Regions from separate parts of the Homo sapiens genome. Here region 1 is linked to region 2. Evidence: chromatin loops called from intact Hi-C (ENCODE). Cell type or tissue: MCF 10A. All regions are shown on one strand. Links, peaks and the distances in the headings refer to the core of each region. The heading gives the core; the rest is flanking DNA.

Region 1 (10,303 bases), core at 1,181-9,180, 50 kb before region 2:
GCCAGGGCCAGTGAGAGGATGATGCCTGGTGAAGAGGTAGAGGGCACACATTACATTCCTTCCTTCCCCTCCATCTTAGCCCATGGCCCCCGGGTGTGAAATCATGGCCCAGCTGCATAATCATCCACAGAAAGGAATAATTTCCCCATCCCTGTTCTCAGATTCTGGTCTTTGGCTTAGTGGGACTGGCTGGAGTATTTTGAGGTGGCCGTTTGCAAATTCTAGTGGTTTTCCAGCAGATGCTCTCAAACTTACACAAGGGTCATCTGAAGAGCTTGTTTAAAATGTAGGGTTTTTTTTTTTTTTTTAGCCCAACCCCCAGAGATTCAAAGTCAATCTGTTTGGTGCAGGGCCCGGGAATCTGCATTTTGCCAAATACTTACAGCTGATACTGATGCACGTGGTCCAAGAACCACACTTTGATAAGCCCTGGGCTACACAAATAAGAACTTACTCTGTCTTTGCCTGCTGGATTTAAGGCCCATTGGCTGTCTCCATCAGTTTTGCCCCCAAGTTCCATTGCACAGTCCTAAGCAGTCCCAGATGACCAGTAGTCCATTGCCAAGGTCATGCGGCCTGTCAGCTGACCTCCACAATGGGCTCTGGTATGTTTTCAGCAACAGCCTCCCACCATGACCAAAAGAAAGTCTTAGATAGGTTCTTTGAATACACACATGCTGTAGAGTGATTGGATCTTTCATTAGAGGAACATTTGATTGGCAGTTCATCTTTGAATCACAGAGCGACTTGAGGGTAAGACCCATAGCAAGGAGAGGGCCAGGAGCCAGAGCAATAGTACAGAGAAGCAGAGAGGACGGGCTTGGATCACACCAAGAATCACAGTGATCACCCAGCTGCAGCATGCACGGCTGGCTGCCCAGCCACATACCCAGACTCAGTCCTGCCGCAGTACAGACTTGCACTTAAAAGGGGAGAGGAAAAGACGAGGTTACTCTAGAGTCAAACCACACTGGATTTGAGCAGCGTGTTGAGAGACGCTCTACCATTTGTTTGGTCTTAGGCTGACAGACCTCTAGGGATGTCCACCCTTGGCTCAGGGATTGCCTGATGAAGTACAGGAAATTGCCCATCTAGGGAATTCATACTGCAATCCCTCCTTCCGATGCTCCTTTTTTTTTTTTTTTTGAGATGGAATCTCGCTCTGCCGCCCAGGCTGGAATGCAGTGGTGCGATCTTGGCTCACTTCAACCTCCGCCTCCTGGGTTCAAGCAATTCTCTGCCTCAGTCTCCCAAGTAGCTGGGATTACAAGCACCTGCCACCACACCCAGCTAATTTTTGGATTTTTAGTAGAGACAGGGTTTCACCATCTTGGCCAGGCTGGTCTTGAACTCCTGACCTCATTATCCACCTGCCTTGGCCTTCCAAAGTGTTGGGATTATAGGCGTGAGCCCCTGCGCCCGGCCCCGATGCTCCTTTATCACAACAGTTTCCTGGCTAGGGCAAGACTTCACTTGAGTTTTTGTTTGTTTGTTTGTTTGTGTTTTTTTTGAGACAGAGTCTCGCTCTGTCACACATGCTGGAGTGCAGTGGCACAATCTTGGCTCACTGCAACCTCCACCTCCTGGGTTCAAGCAATTCTCATGCCTCAGCCTCCCGAGCAGCTGGGACTGCAGGCGTGCACCACAACGCTTGGCTAATTTTTGTATTTTTAGTAGAGATGGGGTTTTGCCATGTTGACCAGGCTGGTCTCGAACTCCTGATCTCAAGTGATCCACCTGCCTCGGCCTCCCAAACTATGGGGATTACAGGTGTGAGCCACGGCGCCCAGCCAAGATTTCAGTTTTTAATACAACATGGCCAAAGAGGAAAGATGAAGAAAGGTAGGGATCAAAGCCTGCTTGGGCAGGCTCCTGTCCATGTCCCTGGTACCTGCCTCACTTCCTAAGCAAGGAATCCATCACCAGACTTCTCCCCCAGCCCATCAGCTTGTCATCATGGTTTGGTTCTATTTTTGCTTTGTCCCTCCTGGACAAACGCCTTCACCACATCAGCCCCACTTCTCTGCTCCATGGAACCAGGGTATTACGGCTTCAACCAGCAAGTTACTGTTGAGGATAAATAAGGTGAGAGAGAAGTCCTCAGTGTGGCTGAACCCGTGCCCAGCTACCTAAGTCTCACAGTCAGCCTACTAGCCACCTCCTGGGGGGAAAATCACATGAGAATCCATTGTCTTGAGTGAGCAGAGGATCCCAGTCATGAAGTCTCCCCTGAAAACCCTCAGCCTGTTTTTTCCAAGGTTCCCACAGCCATTCCCCATTCTCCTAATCAGGTCCTTTGTCTAAAGAAAGTGTAGATTTACAGGTACCCTTCTGTCTGGTGGTTTTCTCATCTCAATGGAAACTTCTAGCATGTGTGTGTGTCTTGGAGGAAGAAGGGGTATTTGTTCTAACTCACACTGGGAGCCACAGTTGTACAGATGGTGGCCACCCAGCCTGACACAGAAGATCCTGTGCCCATAGAACCCACAGTGGTGGCTGAGGCCCTGGGAGAGCCCTGGTCAAGTGTAAGATGCCAGCAGGGGGCCAAGGACTCTCCCTTGGGGCCCTTAACAGCCTGGGGAACCAGATCTGAGGCTGCAGGGTGAGGTTTTGCTCACTGCCCCTTCTCCTGTCGTATGGCCCAAGTCTAGCTGATTCCCCAGGAGCCATCAGCCGTGTGCTTTTCCGATTGTCTTTTTCTGCAATCTCACATTGAACCTGCAGAGCCTCCCTGGTCCAAGGCTGGGCCCTGGGGGTTCCTGGTCTGGCTTCCCCAGGTGGCACCGGGCTGCTGTGAGGGTTAGCAGAGCAGGCAGGGAGAAGAGCTGTCCCCAAGGACAGGGAAGCCTATTCTCCCTACTCTGCTCACCACCACCAGCTGCTCATGACCTCCCAAGTGGCAGAGTGGCTCCACTGGCCAGACTCCCTGCCCCAGGCCTCTTCGTGTAACCTGAACACAAGGACCAGCCTGTGGCTTGGGGAGGTACTGAGGACATGAGTCTCCACCTGGAGGGAGCTTCCAGTGTTTGTACAGCACAAGCTCTGTTTCCTGCAGGGCCTGTGGCCTCTGCACAGTGGAACTTGGTATTAGGGTTGGTTGTTTCTTTTTTAAATGTAACCAGAGACCATGGTCCCTGGAATCTTAAAAAAACAAACATAATAAACCTAGCCATGGTTTTTCTTCCCAACCCTTTGATGAAATACACTCTCGTTCTTTGTTCCTGAAGCTCCAGATGCTTGTGGTGCCAAACCAGTTCTCGCCACCTGAAGACTATTACTAGGAAGCCTTACCACCTGGCTAAGCCATCCAGGCTGGATGGTTTCTAAAGTCATCTCTTTCACAGTCACCTCAAACATTCTGAGAGTCACACAGGCCCCAGACCACTGAGCAGCCCAGTCTGTGGCTGGTGGGGGTACCCTTCATGCCTGGTCTTGGGGAGCTGAGCAAAGTCTATGGAGAGCAAGGCCCCAGCAAGGGTGGGGCTTTTCTCAGGGCACATGCCCTGCGTGGTGGCTTCTCTGGAGGGAGAGTCTGGCTTCCCCCGGTTATTACGCGGGGTTCCTGTTGGAGGTCCTGTAAGCAACAGCATAGTTGAACCCAGTGCTGTGACCTGGGATCTTTGCTCCTTGAGGACCACTTGTCAAGGCCTAAATGGACTCTCCTTGGAAACAACGAAATGAGACCAAACAGGCATGAAGACAAAGAAAGGCCCAGAGACTGGGACAGATACTTTTCAGCCAAGACTTTGATACAGCAAAAACGAAGCAGCTTGACTGAGCCAACATCATAAGCTGTTAAGGAAGAGGAATGCCGGCGAGGGTGTCACCCGATAGTTCCACCACCTCAGGAAGCCCAGGGCAGGAAGGTGTTGTTGGAATGCTGTCCCTGCCAATCGAGACAGCACCAACCATCATGGAGGCTCAGCTTCTTTGCAGAAATGGGCTTGAGTCCCATTGGAGGCAGATGCCAAAACATCTGTTATCTGATGGGAGAGAGAAAGTCAGCGAGACTTTCGGGACACAGGGAGAACTGTCAGGGCAACCAGAGAACTAGAACCTGAGTGCGAAGCCAAAGCCTGTTTCCCAGCAGAGCCTCGGCTGGGTGAGAGCGAAGCCTCTAGGCACTGTAGAGAACAGGCATCAAAGATGGTACAGGGAGGGGCAGAACTAGAGAAATTCACTTTCAGGTTAAAGAAATGGTTTGTTTCTGAATAGGAAAGAAGGGAGGCGATTCCCACGGAAGAACAATGGGACAGACAGTAGAAATGGAGACAGGCTAGGTCACAGAGGTGGCCCACGAGAGGCATCGAGTGGCAGCCCAACAGAAGGAGCTCTGGGGCTGGCTGGTAAGAGGGTGCACACCATGAGGACGTGGGAGAGCCGCCTGTTCACAAAGTGCTCGGGTATGACTCAGGGCGAGCAGAGAGACGGCAGTGTGACACACACAAGGAAACCACACAGATATAGAAGAACTCGATGGTCACACACCTTGCCCAGGAAGGTACAGACACCCGGAGAAGGTCGGTGAGCTGCTTGCCACAAGGGCCTTGCTACCTGTTCTGGCAGGCCCAGGAGCTGCGTCTTCCACCGGCATCTTGCTGGACTGAGGGATGCTGGTTAAGGGCTTTTGAGGTCTTCTGAAGCCTCAAGCATAAACACAGAAGAGTCCAGCACGAGGAACAAGCACCTCACTTTCACATCTGGAGGTTCCTGGAACAACAGTCTAGTATTTTCTAGCTCTATTTACGATTCTGTTTGACTGTGGACTATAATCCTTTTCAAGTATTATTTTAAAGTACACACTGTTTACATAGATGGCATGTTACGTAGCGATATCCTTAGCCGTCTCCAGCCTTGTAAAAGAGGTCAGAGAGTTTAGATTTATCAGGGGTTTGATAGTTTAAATACACAAAATCTGTTAGGAAGGTAAAAAGCCCCTTATTATTACACCTAATAAAAAATCAGAGAGTCAAGAAACTGCAAATCCAGTGCTATCTTCAGATGATGCTTTGCCAAGACAAGGAAGATGCCCTCACCACAGAGTGGAGCCATCTTCAGAGGACATATTTAACTGCGGAGTTTTCCTTATGAACGCTATGCAACCCAAAACAAGAATTGCTACAAAGAAATCTGCCAACAAGATAGTACCAGATTACATGGGGGAACTGGTTTTATACAGCTATGATGGGACTGAGGGCTTTGCCTGTAGATTACAGGAATGCAGCCCCTGCAGACAGCACGTTGCTCTGAAGGGCCTAAATCCCAGAGCCTCAGGGGCAGGTTACAATGCTGGCACTTGGTGCTTGGCACTCTAAGCTGTCTTCACTGTCCCTGGGGAAAGAATGGGTGGTGGGACGGGGGCCTTTGATCCCTATCAAGCCAGAGCTACAGAAGGCACAACAGCATCTCTAGGCAACTTCCTCCCAGACCTTCAAAACTGACAGCTAAGTTCTGATCGTTAATCTCTCTTAAACAAATGGTTGATTTTTAACATTGTTAGCAAATGGAGACCACAGAAAAACAAGACAATAAAACGAAAAGGTGACAACTGGCCAGGCTTATGTGTAAATCATTCTGCAGAGAAGACACTGAGGAGGGGAGGGAACTGGAGATGGGTCAGGGACATTCTTTCAACAAGCTTATATTGAGCACCAGGCACCATGCCAGGCATAAAAATGAGTAACACGTCAGTCATCCCTGGCCTTAAGGAGCTTGTAGTATGTGTATAATATGTACGTATTGTTCTTTTTCTATTCGTCTTTGCTGTGTGGTAATAATTACTCTATGGTGTGTCAAGTAACATAACAGAGATGGAGACGTGGTTCTGGCTGCACTGAGGGAGATTAAGTCACCTTTAGAGGGATGGGGAGGACTTCCAGGAGGACGTGATTAGAGTTGGGTCTTGAAAGAATTTTCCAGATGGAGGAGGGAGGGGGCATCCCAGACATCAAGTGTGTGTACTTGAAAGCATCTGCCCTACAGTTTTGGGGGCTGAGGCTAAGAGGGCAGGGATGGGGCTGTGGGGAGATGATGTGGAAGGATCGGCTAGGGCCCCATCACCAAGGGTGGGTCCAGCCGTCTGCCCAGCCCCTTTTCCCATTGTCTTTCCTGAACATAGTCTGCCCTGTGCCACGGGCTGTGTTTAAGAGCAAGATGACACCCACCATGGGGTTTTCTGTCCCCCATAGCGCATAACTCGGACTGTGCTCGGGAAACATGTGGTGTGTGAAAGGCACTAGGACCTCACTTCTTAGCACCTTGGACCAATGCTCCTGACTGTTCGGCCTCTGACCCAGACCAGCGACTGAAGGTGGAAATGATGCTGGCTAATCATTTGGATCCTTTGGGAGAATCGATGATATTCTTTCAGCTAATAGCTTTTACTTATAAATGGAAACTTTAAGAAATACAAGGTCAATAATGATAACACATGCATTCTAGCCTCAAAAAATTAGATAATTAGCCATCTTAGCCATGTCTGATTTCCTTCTCCCTCCTTTTAAGGTTTCATAAAATTGCCCAGGTCTAGGCTTAAGCAGATCCTAATTGCAGGACTATAGATTTGCCCTTGCGGTTTGCTGCCTGGCACCCTTGTCTGAGTGTGCCATAGCTGCTCTGGTGGGTGACATGCAGTTGCTTAGAGCAAGCCCACTAATGATGTGATTATAGAAACTTCTTGGCTTCCTTTTGTCCCTCAAGTTTCCATGGCCCTGACATGTTGAGCACAGGGCTAGATGGTGTTAGCATTTTTGTCTGATGGGCTCTTGCTTCATTACCCAGCATCTGGGCCCAGTGTTGGTGCCACTGGCTAGGAGGAGGTGAACTCAAAGGAACCAAGAACCAGGCCAAAGCCCTAAGCCTGAGCCCCTGTGATGTCCCCCTGCCTCTGCCGTCTTTCCCCTTTCCCACTAAGAGCACCTGACTTGAAACCCGAACTGGCCTGAGGACGTGTCCCCTCCCAGGGGCCCACCTTGAGGACGAGTCTTGCTTTCTCCTTCAGCTCAAATCTTCCAACTGCCACTTGGAAGAGGCACTTTTTTTTTTTTTTTTTTTTTTTTTTTTTTTCAGATGGAGTATCACTCTGTCGCCCAGGCTGGAGTGCACTGGTGCAATCTTGGCTCACTGCAACCTCTGCCTTCTGGGTTCAAGTGATTCTCCTGCCTCAGCCTCCACAGTAGATGGGACTACTGGCATGCACCACCATGCCTGGCTGATTTTTTTTTTTTTAAGTAGAGAGGGGGTTTCACCATGTTGGCCAGGCTGGTCTCGAACTCCCAACCTCAGGTGATCCACCTGCCTTGGCCTCCCAAAATGCTGGGATTACAGGCATGAGCCACACCCAGCCAATGGAAGAGGCACTTTTTAAGAATGGAAAAAAGTGCCTGACATGACTTTCACTTTTCCATAAAGAGTGGACGTTTTAACTAAAGGCAACAAGAAACATAACATACAAGAGAGAAAAACTCATACAAAAGGGAGAGAGAAAAAGAATAAAGGGGGGATCCTGAAGAAGTTGCTACTTCAGAGGCATCTGCACCCCTGATAAAGGATTTGTACACTCCTAAGGGTGCACAGTTCTCTCTCACGCTACGTCTCTTGGTCTTACCCAATCATATAAAAAAGAATCTATACTTGAATTCTAAAGGAAGATGGGGAACAAGGTCTCTCTTGGGTTGGTTTGTTCTGCCTCAGTAACTTCAGCCTTACTGTTTCAGGGATAACCATCATCACACTGAAATGTTCATGCCATAAAACAATGAAGACCAGGGCATGTGATATAAAACTCCAGACTCCTATGACATCAGTGAAAACAATGAGTTCTGGGCCGCAGAAACCCTGGGGCAGTGGTTTTCCATCAGGGGAAAACTTGCCCCTCCTGCCTGCACAGAGTTGGCAATGTCTGGAAACAGTTTTGCCTGTTAAAACTGGGGAGGGGCAACTGGCATCTACTGGGTAGAGACCAACGGTGCTGCCAATGCTACAACACACAGGACACCCCCCACTGTAAGAATTATCCTGCCTAAGTTGTCAGTAGTGCTAAGGTTGAGAAACTCTGCCCCCAGGCTAAGGTGTAGCTGGACTATAAACCTCTTAAGGACAGAAATCAGGTCCTGTACCCCTTTTCTAAGCACAGTTGAGGAAAATAGCAGGGTTAAGTTAAATGATTCGGTCCAAATTGTCCCAACCTGGCTAAACTTCAGATCCTTCCCCAAAGTCCATGTACTTTCTCTCATAGGGAATTTTTTTTTAATTTTTAAATTTTAATTATTTAAGAGACAGGGTCTCACTCTGTCACCCAAGCTGGAGTGCAGTGGTGTGATCATGGCTCACTGCAGCCTCAAACTCTTGGGCTAATGTGATCCTCCCACCTCAGCCTCCCAAAGTGCTGGGATTACAAGCATGAGCCACCACACCCGGCCATCCTAGATGATTTTTTAAACATCACTTTTCTCCTGGCAGAATTTTCTGACTCTGTAGTTCTTGTTAACTTCCAGAGAAAGCCCTGAGTAAGCCAGACCCTAATTACAAACATGCCTCAGTGGATGAGGCTACAATTTGAGTCCAAACTGCTCAAGGTTCACACTGACAAAGTCTCACACCGTAAACCTGAAACATCATGTTACAGTCTGAGGCCTGCTCCGAGCTGGGTAAGAAAGGCCTCGTGAATGCAGCCCCCTGGGCAGATGAGGTTTGGGCCTTCACCCCTTTGGGACTGCCTCCTCATTGCTCCTTGGGAAGCAGCCGCACTTGCTGCCTGTGTCTTTGGGAAGTGAAAGGGAGGGGAGGAGAATTCTGGCCAAGCTTCTATAATCAGCCTCCAGATGGACAGGTTTTCCTTGGACTGCCACAGAGTCTCACTCAGAGGAGAAAGCTGGTCCCAACCTGGGCTTGTGGAAGCACCAGCTCTGGGCAAACCGTGGAGGAAGAGCAGTGGCAACGCTGCATTTGGGCTTTGATCTTGACGTCCTAAGCTGGGAGATGGTCTCCAGACTTCTGCTTAGAGGCCCCTCAAGCTCCCCTATCCAGACTGGGAGAATCTACTGAAGCGCTTGGCTAAAAACCTGCCTACGCTGCCCCACTACAAGCAGCTGCTTAGACACAAGCCGGTCTAAGAAGATGGCTAATTATCCCCAATGCCATAGTCCATCGTTACAAGCGGGGGTTACTTTTGGATGTCAGAGTCAAGCTCCTGCCCGGTTTCTTCTGATCCTCTGTAACTGCCCTCAAACACTGTCCCTGCAATGTAAAGTCAGGATTGGCAGTTGTTAGTGTCCACTTAACCATCACAACATATTAGCACCGAAAGGACATGAGATCACCTAATCCAACCTGGCTTTTTTTTTTTTTTTTTTTTTTTTTGAGACAGAGTCTCACTCTGTCACCCAGGCTGGAGTGCAGTGGCATGATCTTGGCTCACTGCAACCTCCACCTCCCGGGTTCAAGCGATTCTCCTGCCTCAGCTTCCTGAGTAGCTGGGATTACCTGGCATTTTGTGGCTGAGGAAACCAAGGCCTGAAGAAGGGACACGATTTGTCCACAGCCTGCAGCCAGGAGGAAGCAAAGCCAGGCCTTGAACCTAGGCCTCCTGACTGTAAGGAGAATATGTGCCACCCCTTCCCTGGGTGTGCATAGGTGAGCTCAGAGAACAGAGCCGGCAATGGGGTCCTGGGATCGCGAGCAAAATTCTATCTGATCTATGTGGGCAAAGTTCCTAATCTCCTGGCAGAGTTTTTATGTTTTTGGTTTTAAGAGTTGAAGTAGTTCCATTTAACCCTTGGATACTACATTCTCCACTTAGAAGAATGAGAAAAGACAGCGTTGTATCCATAACAGATACATTCCATGCACTCAGTTCATTTCCTAGAAAAGAAACTGTTAGTTATCATCACATGGATTTTGAATTTTCAGGAAGGCTACTGTTCACAGATTCTGTTTTCCAACTGAGAAACTGAGGAAAGAGGGAAATGATCTTAATTAGTTGTACCTGGAGAGGAGAAAACACAAAAGACAAATTCTTGGGCAGTTCTTCATGAAAAGACAGAGAATGATGTAATCCTGACCGTAAGGATGGGTCAGTTTCTAAAGCTTCCTGGAAAGGGCCTTCAAATACAGTCTCCATATGTTCAACTAAGTTTAGGAGGTGATCGTTATAACCTCATATAATAAGAAAGGAACCCAAAAAAGTGCACCAGGTGAGACGAGGAGAGCAGATTCTGACAAGTGGGTTAACGGGTTTCTTTTGTTTTTGTTTTTTGGTTTTTTTTTGAGACGGAGTCTCGCCCTGTCACCCAGGCTAGAGTGC
Region 2 (10,303 bases), core at 1,535-9,534:
CCTTGTGGGGAAGCACCTCACATCCCCTTTCTCTCGTGGGAATTAGTTTGCAGTAAAACTTAAGTGACAAGCAATCTGGTCACTTATCACTCCTGGCATTTCCTACTTAAGGAAATTGTGTTTTTTAAAAGTTAAAAAGTGAACTTGGCTTTTTTTTTAAAAAAAAGCCGGTTTAATCTCATATTTTTTGTTATTCTGTTCCATTTCTTTGCCTCAGTGTTTGTAATTAATTTTGTTTTTAATTTTCCAATGTAATTGGTAATTTTTATCAAATTACACTTGCACGTGGTTTAGAAAGTCAGATGGTTCTACAAAGCTGTGTAACAAAAACCTCAGTTCCCTGACATTCCCTAACCATGTACTGCTCCCTAGAGCAACCACTTTGGATCTTTTTAAAATGATTCTTTTGCTATTATCTCCATATCTCTATATAACATGCTAATATTGTTTTACCTTGATTGTTTTATGTTTAGGCATTATTTATTGACATCCCACCCTGGAAGAGAAGAGTTCAGATCTCTTTCTTACACTCATAGCCCATCTCCTCCTTTTGTAGGTGAGGAAATGAAAGTCCACCAAGGTGAAGTGTCCTGACCAATATCATATTCCCACTGGAAGGAGTCCCACCGCATTTACCATTAATTTAGCATTAGTGCCATGAACTTAGGGAATCTTCAAGTCTCCTCAATCTTTGGAGTAGTTAAGTGGAGGAGTCCAGACCCCCTGGAGTATCCGATGAGTATTATGGACCTCTCCCAGTAAAAATTTCCCTAAGCTGGCTGGGTACGGTGGCTCACCCCTGTAATCCCAGCACTTTGGAAGACCAAGACAGGCAGATCGCCTGAGGTCAGGAGTTCGAGACCAGCCTGGCCAACATGGTGAAACCCTGTCTCTACTAAAAATACAAAAATTAGGCAGGCGTGGTGGCGGGTGCCTGTAATCCCAGCTGCTGGGGAGGCTGAGGCAGGAGAATTGCTTGAACCCGGGAGGCGGAGGTTGCAGTGAGCTGAGATTGTGCCATTGCACTCCAGAATGGGTGACAGAGCGAGACTCTGTCTCAAAAAAAAAATTTCCCTAAGCTTAGACACATAAAGTTTTATATACAAGTCATTTCAGAAGGTCCACAGACTCCCCTGAAACCAGCTATGGGTGCATTGAGAGTTGAGGGTCCCAAGATCAACCTCCCTTGAATTAGTAATTAGACATTCAGAACCACGGGGAAACCAAACTTGTATGTGACCCCCAAGTTTACTGCTCACCCCTTTGCTGAAACAACAATGAAAAAAAATAAAGAAAGCATTGCTTTCAAACCAAGCTATAGAAGACATAAAACCTCTTCTGGACATTTTCTTCAGTCTTTTGTGTGAGAGGTTCATTATTAAGATGTAATCCCAGACCTTAGAGATATAATAAGCCAGATCATTACCTCTTAGCAGGCAGAACAGTTGGAGGCCCAGGATGTAAAATTCCACAAATAACAGAGGAGTTCACCCTTACTTTTCCCCTGAGGAGGCACAGGCCACTCCAGTGATCCTGGAGGCCACTAGAAACACATCTGCTGCCTGAGCACTGCTGCCTTGCCAGCAGTTTGCATTGTACCTGCTCACATTCAAATCATAGCCTTATACCCTACATCTTCTGCTACCCTCCCAGGGCTCGCTAATCAAGGTTTTCCCTGTTGTTGGAGTTCTCATCCTCAGATGAGGCCTCAGCATCACACTCTGGAAAGCTCAGGGCTAAAAGTCATAGAGTGGACATCTGGGACTGTGAGGTCGCGGTGGTGACATAGGACTGGGGACTTGTTGAAAGGCAGCAGCCTCCAGAGCAACATTCCCTGCCCTCCTCTCTGTGAGTGAGCTGGCTTGGGACTCCAGACTCGGCACTTTGGGTATAAATGGCAGTGTCTGGAGGGGCTCAGGAGCTGGAGGGCTGGGGAGAAGCGGCGTTGTAAGTGAGGATGGTGAGTCAAGGGGGTTCATCGGGTGAGGATCAGGGCCCCAGCTCAGCTCTGACCTCAGGAAGTCTCTCTAAAAGTGTGTGTATGTGTGCGTGTGTGTGTGTGCACGCGCACGAAAGTGTGCTTTATTCAGGAATTGCACCCCCTGGTTCCCCACTTCTAGCTGTAAGAACAGAAGGCTTAAAAGGATTAAACTGATTCCACAAGCGAGGCCAGGCCAAGGCCTCAGTGGCATCCTGAGGGAGCAGGCCCTTCCTGGAGGGGAATAGTTTCCTTCCCAAGGAAGGTTATCTGTTCCATCTGGGAAACCTGGGAGGCTCAGCCTGAAACCTGTTAGAACCTGCAGACCCAGCTGGTACTGGGCAGGGAGGTTCCCCTGGAGGGAATGCCCAGAGAAAATGGTATTTACCAAGATCCATATCAGAGGTCCTGGGCCCTGCCTGCTTCCTGTGCTGGGTGCTAGAACTTTCCCTGAGTAACCATCTCCTGGGTAGCCCAAGACTGCCTGGCTCTCCACACCAGGTTTGGGCAGGGCAAGCTCTGCAGAATTCACTGAAATGCCCCCCAAAGCCACGGCAACTAAGAATTCCAAGGGTTTCTCCAGAAGACACTTGACTTCACATTATTATGCTCCCTCCTGGGCCCCTGACATTGTTCTTGAACATTCTCCAATGCTGGAAGTTTAAATGCACCAGGCAGAGAGCAGATCACACTTTGACCCCATTACTCAGCTTAACTCCTCTCCACCTCCAACTTTGGGTTCATGCTGACATTCTACACCTCAGTGATTTTTGCTTTGACCTGTCCTCTAAGGCAGTTAAAAACCCAAGGAAACTGCATGAGAATTTACAGAATAAAAGCTGTGCTCTACCCAGGGGTAGGCAGTCTCCTTCCTCAGAGTGAGGCGAAAGTGGAGTTTTGACTACAAACTTCCCCAGTCCCAACTTGGAGAATTGGGAGAGGAGATAAGGAGGAGGGAAAGGGAGAGGGAAGAGGAAGAGCAGGGAAAGTAGGGAAGAAAGGAAGGGGAGGGAGGGAAGAGAACAGGGAAGGGCAGGAAAAGAGAGAGAAGGGAGGCAGAGCTGCCCCAGAGTGAGAGGAGCAACCAGCTATAGGAAAGAGGGCCAACTAATGGCTGTTTCTCCCTTTGGTCTTGGAGCAACTTAGGACTAAAGAGATTTCCAGGGAAACTTTGGTCTCAGTGCAGCTTTCGTAAAAGGAAACATGTAAAGTTTGTGGTTTTAAAACTTGATTTTCACTTTTACATCGCTCCTTTCTCCCAACTTCTGTTACATCGCTTCTGTTTCTCCCTGACCAGATGAGGGAGATAATATCAAGCACATCATGCCAGCTAGTTGACTGGAATTTAATTAAGAGTTATCCACAGCCTGGCTCCCCTGCCCTTCCCCATGGGCACTGTGACCTCCAAGAGAGGAGGCTCAGAGCTTTTATGCTGCTGAGCAGGACACATTTCCCACCACCACTGCCTCGCCAGGAAGAATCTAGTTTCAGCCAGTAAAATCACTTTCGGTCCAAAATCACTTTCTTATTCCAAAAGATTAATGAACCAGCCTTGGCTGTACACGTGTTAGCTCACTGGCCCGGCGTGAGCCCACAGTTCAGGTCCCCTCTGCCACCTCCTCCTGTCACTCCACGGAGCCTCCATTCAGTCCCTCAGCCTCCAGCCTTTTGGGATTTAGTGTTCTAATTACAATCAGAAATATGCTGTGTGTGTGTGTGTGTGTGTGTGTGTGGTTTGTGTGCGTGCGCGCGTGCGTGTGTGTGTGTACGTGCACACACACGTACATTCAGCATAGTAGAGCCCTCCTGGAGAAAAACAATGATTAAGAATGGGATGCATCATCCCTTTGACTTGTAGGTAAGACTTAATGGTAAAGATCCTCTCCTCCAAAGAAAAGCGCCTACCACTGTCTGCGGGTTCTGCACAGGGGCACAGCAAACCTTTCTCTGTGCTTACCCCAATCAGAATGCCACAGTCATGTCTCTACTTTCTAAACGTGGATCAGGGGAACGCTGTTTTAAATCTTGGCTTTGCATCTCCTCCCTGGTTAGCAAGTTCCCAAGCCACATCTTCAGAGCTGGCGGTGCCCGGGAGTACACGCAAACATTTTAACACCAAATCTGCGCCAAGCGCCACTAGAAAGCAACGTGCTTCCCGACCCAACCTCAGCAAAGGAAAACGGAGCATCCTTTCTTGAGAATCTACTATTTGGTACTACACCTTCCCTGCTCCCCGCAGCAATGATTTTACTTTATCATTGAAGAGCCTTCAGCCCAGGGGCGGCTGAGCGCTCAGGAGTGTTAGGAAAGAAGCAGGCGGAAACTTTACCGTTCACTGGGGCCGGGCTGGAAGGCTGTTCCTTTAAGATCACCAGCAGGAGCACGGCCGCCGCGTGCAGGCTGCGCCGGGGCATCTTCGCGGGCTCCTGCGGGGCGGGCGCGGGCTGTGCCGGGGGCTCCCGGTGGCCGCTCGCTCTCCAGCTGCACACCGGGACCGCGTGCGCGCAGCCTGGGTGCCGTGGCGAGTACGTCCGCCCTTCGCTCTCCTGGCTTCCCCGGGCAGCTTTTATGGAGCAACTCAACGCCAAACACTTGATGTCATCGTGCGGGGAGGGGGTGGGGGAGGAGAACGCCCTGCCCACCGGAGGGCTGGCGCCCCAGATCCTAGGTGAGTTGTAGCCTTGACTTCAGCAGCACTCTGCGGGTCCCCGGCGCTCCTCTGGGCCAGGGCTGACCCAGGAACACAGTTCTCCGAGGAGCTGCTGGCAGGCGTGGGTGAGATCCGCCTGTCTCACATCCAGAAGGGTGCGTCTAGGGATTCCTTCAGTGGCATGCCCTTGGTCTGTCACTGGTCCTGTAACAGCCCAACGAGTTCACCTTGCCCGCTGCTTAGACAGAGCCCATTTATCAAGACAGGGGAGTTGCAATGGAGAAAGTAATTCACGCAGAGCTTGCCGTGCCGGAGACCGGAGGTTTTCGTTCCTTTGTTTGTTTGTTTGAGACGGAGTCTCGCTCTGTTGCCCAGGCCGGAGTGCAATAGCGTGATCTCGGCTCACTGCAACCTCCGCCTCCCGGGTTCAAGCGATTCTCCTGCCTCAGCCTCCCGAGTAGCTGGGATTACAGGCACATGCCACCATGCCCAGATAATTTTTGTATTTTTAGTAGAGGCGGGGTTTCGCCAGTTTAAGGCTGGCCTTAAACTCCCGACCTCAGATAATTCACCTGCCTTGGCTTCCCAAAGTGCTGGGATTACAGGCGCCCACCACCACACCCGGCTAATTTTTCTAATTTTAGTAGAGACGGGGTTTCACCATGTTGGCCAGGCTGGTCTGGAACTCCTGACCTCAAATGATCCACCTACCTTGGCCTCCTAAAGTACTGGGATTCCAGTACTCAAATCAGTCTCCCCAAGCATTCCGGGAGTTGTTTGTTTGTTTGTTTGTTCAGACGGAGTCTCCCTCTGTCGCCCAGGCTGAAATGCAGTGGCATGGTCTTGGCTCACTGCAACCTCTGCCTCACGGGTTCAAGCGATTCTCCTGCCTCAGCCTCCTGGGTAGCTGGGATTACAGGCACGCGCCGCCACACCCAGCTAATTTTTGTATTTTTAGTAGAGACGGGGTTTCACCATGTTGGCCAGGCTGGTCTTGATCTCTTGATCTCGTGATCCACCTAAAGTGCTGGGATTACAGGCGTTGAACCACTGCACCCTGCCTCTGGGAGTTTTTAAAGATAATTTGGCAGATAGGGGCTTGGGACTTGGGGAGTGCTGATTGGTCAGGTTGCAGATGGGATCACAGGGGGGTTGAAGTAACGTTTTCTTGCAGTCTTCTGTTCCTGGGTGGGATCGCAGAACTGGTTGAGCCAGATCACACACGGTCTGAGTGGTGTCAGCTGATCCATCCAGTGCAGGGTCTGCAAAATAGGATGTTAGATTTTACAATAGCGATGTTATCCCCAGCAGCAACTTGGGAAGGTTCAGACTCTTGCAGCCTGACGCCGCAGGACCCCTAAACCATAATTTCTAATGTTGTAACTAATAGATTAATCGTACAAAGGCAGACTGGCACCCAGGCAAGAAGGGGGTCTTTTCGGGAAAGGGCTATTATTGATTTTGTTTCTGAGTCAAACCATAAACTGAATTCCTTTCTAAGGTTAGTTTGGCCTATGCCCAGGAATGAATAAGGACAGCATGAAAGTTAGAAGAAAGACTGAGTCATTTAGGTCTGATCTTTGTCACTGCCATAATTTCCTCAGTTATAATTTTTGCAAAGGCTGTTTCAGCCCTACTCAGAATCCCCCAAGTATAGTGCCATTTGGGCAAAAGCCTCCTTCATGCTTTTTTTTTTTTTTCTTCAGGTGCCTGCCTGGACTTAGCACAGGTTAAGGAACTGGACAAGATAGTTACATTCACATGAGTTTCTGCCAATTGTTCAGTGCATCCTGATTAAGTTCTTACCTTCCAAGTTGAGATGCAAAGAGATGAACTGAGAATAGGAGAACAGCACAGTGGGGTACACATGAAGAGCTTATCACAATTCCCCTTAGTAACGGGTAAGTAGATGGGACTCATGCTGGTTCAATACATCATTCCATCCTCACTAGGAAGCTGGGAGAGAGGGTCCCTCTTTTGGGGTGGCAGCAGAAGAAAGGGACTTACATTATTTACTGAGCACCCGTTGTGTGTCAGGCACTTTTTTGGGGGGCTTAGAACATGATACCCCAAAGTATGGCACCTTGGCATGCTGAGTACTTTGAACTGAAGGAAACTGAAAAGGCCTCAGAAACAAGGTCTCTCTGACCTTCTCCCATCCTCCTGTCTCCTGCCCCTTCTTCTCCCGCTAAGTGAATCATAGAAACCAGAATCCCTCTTCCCCAGGCAGGTCATAGAAAGTAGAGCCCCTCTCCTCCACAGCAAGCCATAAAATCTAGAAACATCACTCTCTCCCCTCTCCCTTCTCCTTTAAAGACCCTCATTCGAGAGGGGTCCTGCCCCATACCCAGGAGAAAGCAATGCTACACAGAGAGGTCAAGAAGAATTGGAACGGACAGGCCTTGCTGGGTTCCCCTCAGTCTATCACTATGAGATCACACCCTTCTCTCCAATCACATTTCTATACGGCCATCCATGTTCTTCATCAAACCTAAGCAGAAACACCGTTCTCCCTGAGTCTTTGGGTCTTCATTTCTGAAGTCTCTTGTGTCACTTGTTGGCCTGTCTTTTGTTATTTGAGTGTCAACTGTGACCTTTATGATGGGGGAGGAAAGGGATCACACCTTTCTGTCCCTACAGGCTGTGCTAGACCTACAGGCTGTGCTAGAGAAACAGGAGTGTTTCTCTAGTCTTGTTAACCTGCTGCCCCAATACCCCCTAAATCTTCCCACTGCTGTTGCCACCACTGTAGTCATTTGTGCTTCTGGCTTCCCTGGGCCCTCCGTGTGTCTCTGCACCGCTGCAGGGGCCAGGCTCGGTTTCCTCCCCGCTCTATGATCCTACTCACTGCTGCCTATGCACACTGCTCAGGTCACATGGGCTGCGGAAGGGTGTCCACCCCAGTTCTGGTACAGGACCCCTGGGTTTGTGACCTGGCCTGTCATGCCCTCTTCTCTTGGCCACAGCAGCCAGACAAGCCCTCTCTGATCTCACATCTGTGCTGACCCTCAGCCTGTGCACACTCTCAGGCCAGCCTTAGTGACCAATGAAGCCACTTGTCCGTGGTGGGTTTGAAGGGATGGAGTAACTTCTCCTCCAAGAGCCACCAAAAAGCAGATGCCACCCACATTTCAAGGGGTGTTACTGCTCTGTCCCTACCAGCTCAGCTACTGTGTGGGTTAATAAAGGGCTTTGAAGTCTCCTTAAGGAAGTTGTTACAAAGACAATCTTGTTACAAGCACTTCCAGACCACAGTAGGCTTAGGGATCATCTTTTCTGCCTGATAGAGGGCCTCGAGTGAGCTCTGGAGTGGTGCAGGAGTGTTTCTCTTGTTCAGATTTGTCATCAAGGGCAGTCTGTCTGTTTAGAAGATTAAATGGACTAGAGGAACACAGAGCTTGGGGAGAAACCACTGCAGGCTCAAAGACGCAGAGACCGAATCTGTGGAGGTGAAATCACTTGTTGCGCATGTCACAACCAGTTAAAGGTAAACTGGGCCATGCACACATATTTTGGTATTCCCACTCCAGGTGTTCACCCATCATGTCTGTCTAAACATTAAGTTCATTGTCTCCTGGAACATGCACCTCTAAGTATTCTCCAGAGATCCCCAGAGATGGAGAGGTTAAAATGGCAGAAACAGGTGGACTTCATAGACCAGTAAGGCTAGATTGTGAACTGGGTTTCATAGACAGAATGAACAGGGCTGAGATGTTTACTGCATGGCTGTGTCAGAAACTTGGTTAATTAGTAAATAATGGATAGCAATTAAAAGGGAATTGAGCATGTAAACTGAGACCCAGAATTATTATTATTATTATGAATGGAATGACCACAGGTATTCAAGTTGAATGTCAAGGATCCCCCCCTGACAAACAGCACAGACCCAACCAGCTTAAGTTCCCAACTCTGGGAATCCTTTGTCTGCTTCCTCAGGCTTGTGCAGATGAACATGCAAGGGCTTGCTGTGCCATCATCAGCTGGGGCTGTTGTCAGCCAATAAATAACCCATTGCTCAATGAGTTAGGGTAGAAAGTAGACCTTCTGCACTCAAAATGTGGCAATTGGCCACCAAATGACATGCCTAGACAGGGAATGGTACCCCCTAGGATGTTACCATCTGAATAGACACAAGGGTGAGGCTGGTGAGTCAAGGGGCAGAGAAGCAGGAATGAACAAGGATTTGGTGTTAGGAAGTCTGGGTTGGCTGAAGTGCCTGCCCCACCACTTCCTCAATGGCTGACCTTGACCGTGATGCAAGCTTTCATCCTCTGTAAAATGAAGGTGTAATCCATACCCCTGAGTCATCATAGAATTGATATATGGCTGGAAGGTGATAAGGCCAGTGGACATTTTCTTCATTCATTCATTCATTCATCTTCTATGTGCCAGGCACTATGCTAGGCTCTTGGAGAGTGCACAAACATAAAACAAATAATCTCATGAATAACTATATAATTACAACTCTAATGAGTGCAATAGAAGGTTGAGATATGACTGAGAGGGGCCCACTCTGTCCTGGGGTGGTGAGGAAGACATCATCAGTATAAGGATTATGTTTTGTGACTTCATAAAACCTTTGAAATGCACAGCACATACCAGGCTCTTCTTTCCCAAACCTAGTGCCATTTGGTGGCATTTGCCCTGACATAGCTAGTTGTTAGCCTTTCAGGCATAAAGGTTAGAGTATAGAGAATTTTGTTTCTTAAGGTGATAATTTTATTTCTTAAGATAAGAATGAACTCTTCAAATGGTGTCACTCAATTGGGAATGCACCTTTATATGGAGCTAAAGAAAGGACTGCTGGGAGGAAAATAGACATTTAGTGAGCACCTACTGTTTGCCTGCCACTGTGCTTGACACTTTATTCTTACAACAACATGCAGGGATAGTGTTAGGTTTGCCATTTTATAGATGAGGAATCTGAGGCTTGGAGAAGTTGAATCTTTTCTAGTTCATGAGGAACCCAGATGATTTTGTCTCCAAGGCCCAGGCAGGCTCTTTTCATGGCTGTCCTACAGATACCTCAGATGGAGATGTTTTCTTACTGGGTGCCTCTAAGAGGAGGATTCTCCAGTTTTCCTTCTTTTCTTTTCTTTTTTTTTTTTTTTTTTTTGGACAGTCTTCTCTGTCGCCCAGGCTGCAGTGCAGTGGTGTGATCTCTGCTCACTGCAACCTCCGCCTCCCAGGTTGAAGTGATTCTCCTACCTCAGCCTCCTGAGTAGCTGGGACTACAGGCGTGTGCCACCACACCTGACTAATTTTTGTATTTTTGGTAGAGATGGGGTTTTACTATGTTGGCCAGGCTGGTCTTGAACTCCTGGCCTGAAGTGATCTGCCTACCTCAGCCTCTGAAAGTGCTGGGATTACAAGCATGAGCCACCATGCCTGGCCTACGGTTCTCCAATTTTCTAGATGCTGTGATCGTTTGTTTGTTGATCAGAGGCACGTGTACCGATTGTAGCAATCAAATAATGCTCAGCATGGGATATGGCTGTGTCTGAGGGACCAAGGGACCCTGTATCATACTCTGTGATCAGTGGATAGAACATTTGCCAAAAGAAGAGCTCAGAGCTTTGAATCGACGTAGGTCTCAAGCAAAGGAAGGAGAATGTGAGCCATACCAAATAGCTCTTCTGTTACATTAACGAGGTTTGCTTTGACTTAGGAAGGCC

What was found. Peaks named below come from ENCODE experiments on the same cell type or tissue, not always from the same donor. Only the 100,000 strongest peaks of a DNase experiment are listed, where the experiment ranks them.
Region 1: a loop joins it to region 2, with 3 times the contacts of the local background. A loop is called at or near these places in 10 of 110 quality-filtered maps.

What each region holds. Positions count from the first base shown.
Region 1 is chr15:63,327,209-63,337,511 of GRCh38, forward strand. It overlaps CA12 (carbonic anhydrase 12), which reads right to left. Exons shown (of 11, transcript NM_001218.5): 9 at 890-922; 10 at 1-25. The region is part of intron 1 of LOC124903506 (a long non-coding RNA gene); the gene reads left to right. Among named protein-coding and RNA genes, the nearest start is that of CA12, 49 kb to the right of the region's middle. In MCF 10A, for the core only: no CTCF peak of the experiment used is centred there; a DNase peak (open chromatin) is centred at 5,663.
Region 2 is chr15:63,377,329-63,387,631 of GRCh38, forward strand. CA12 (carbonic anhydrase 12) reads right to left here and starts at 4,518. Exons shown (of 11, transcript NM_001218.5): 1 at 4,308-4,518. The coding sequence starts at 4,392. RefSeq lists enhancers at 4,202-4,722, 4,723-5,242. In MCF 10A, for the core only: no CTCF peak of the experiment used is centred there; a DNase peak (open chromatin) is centred at 8,723.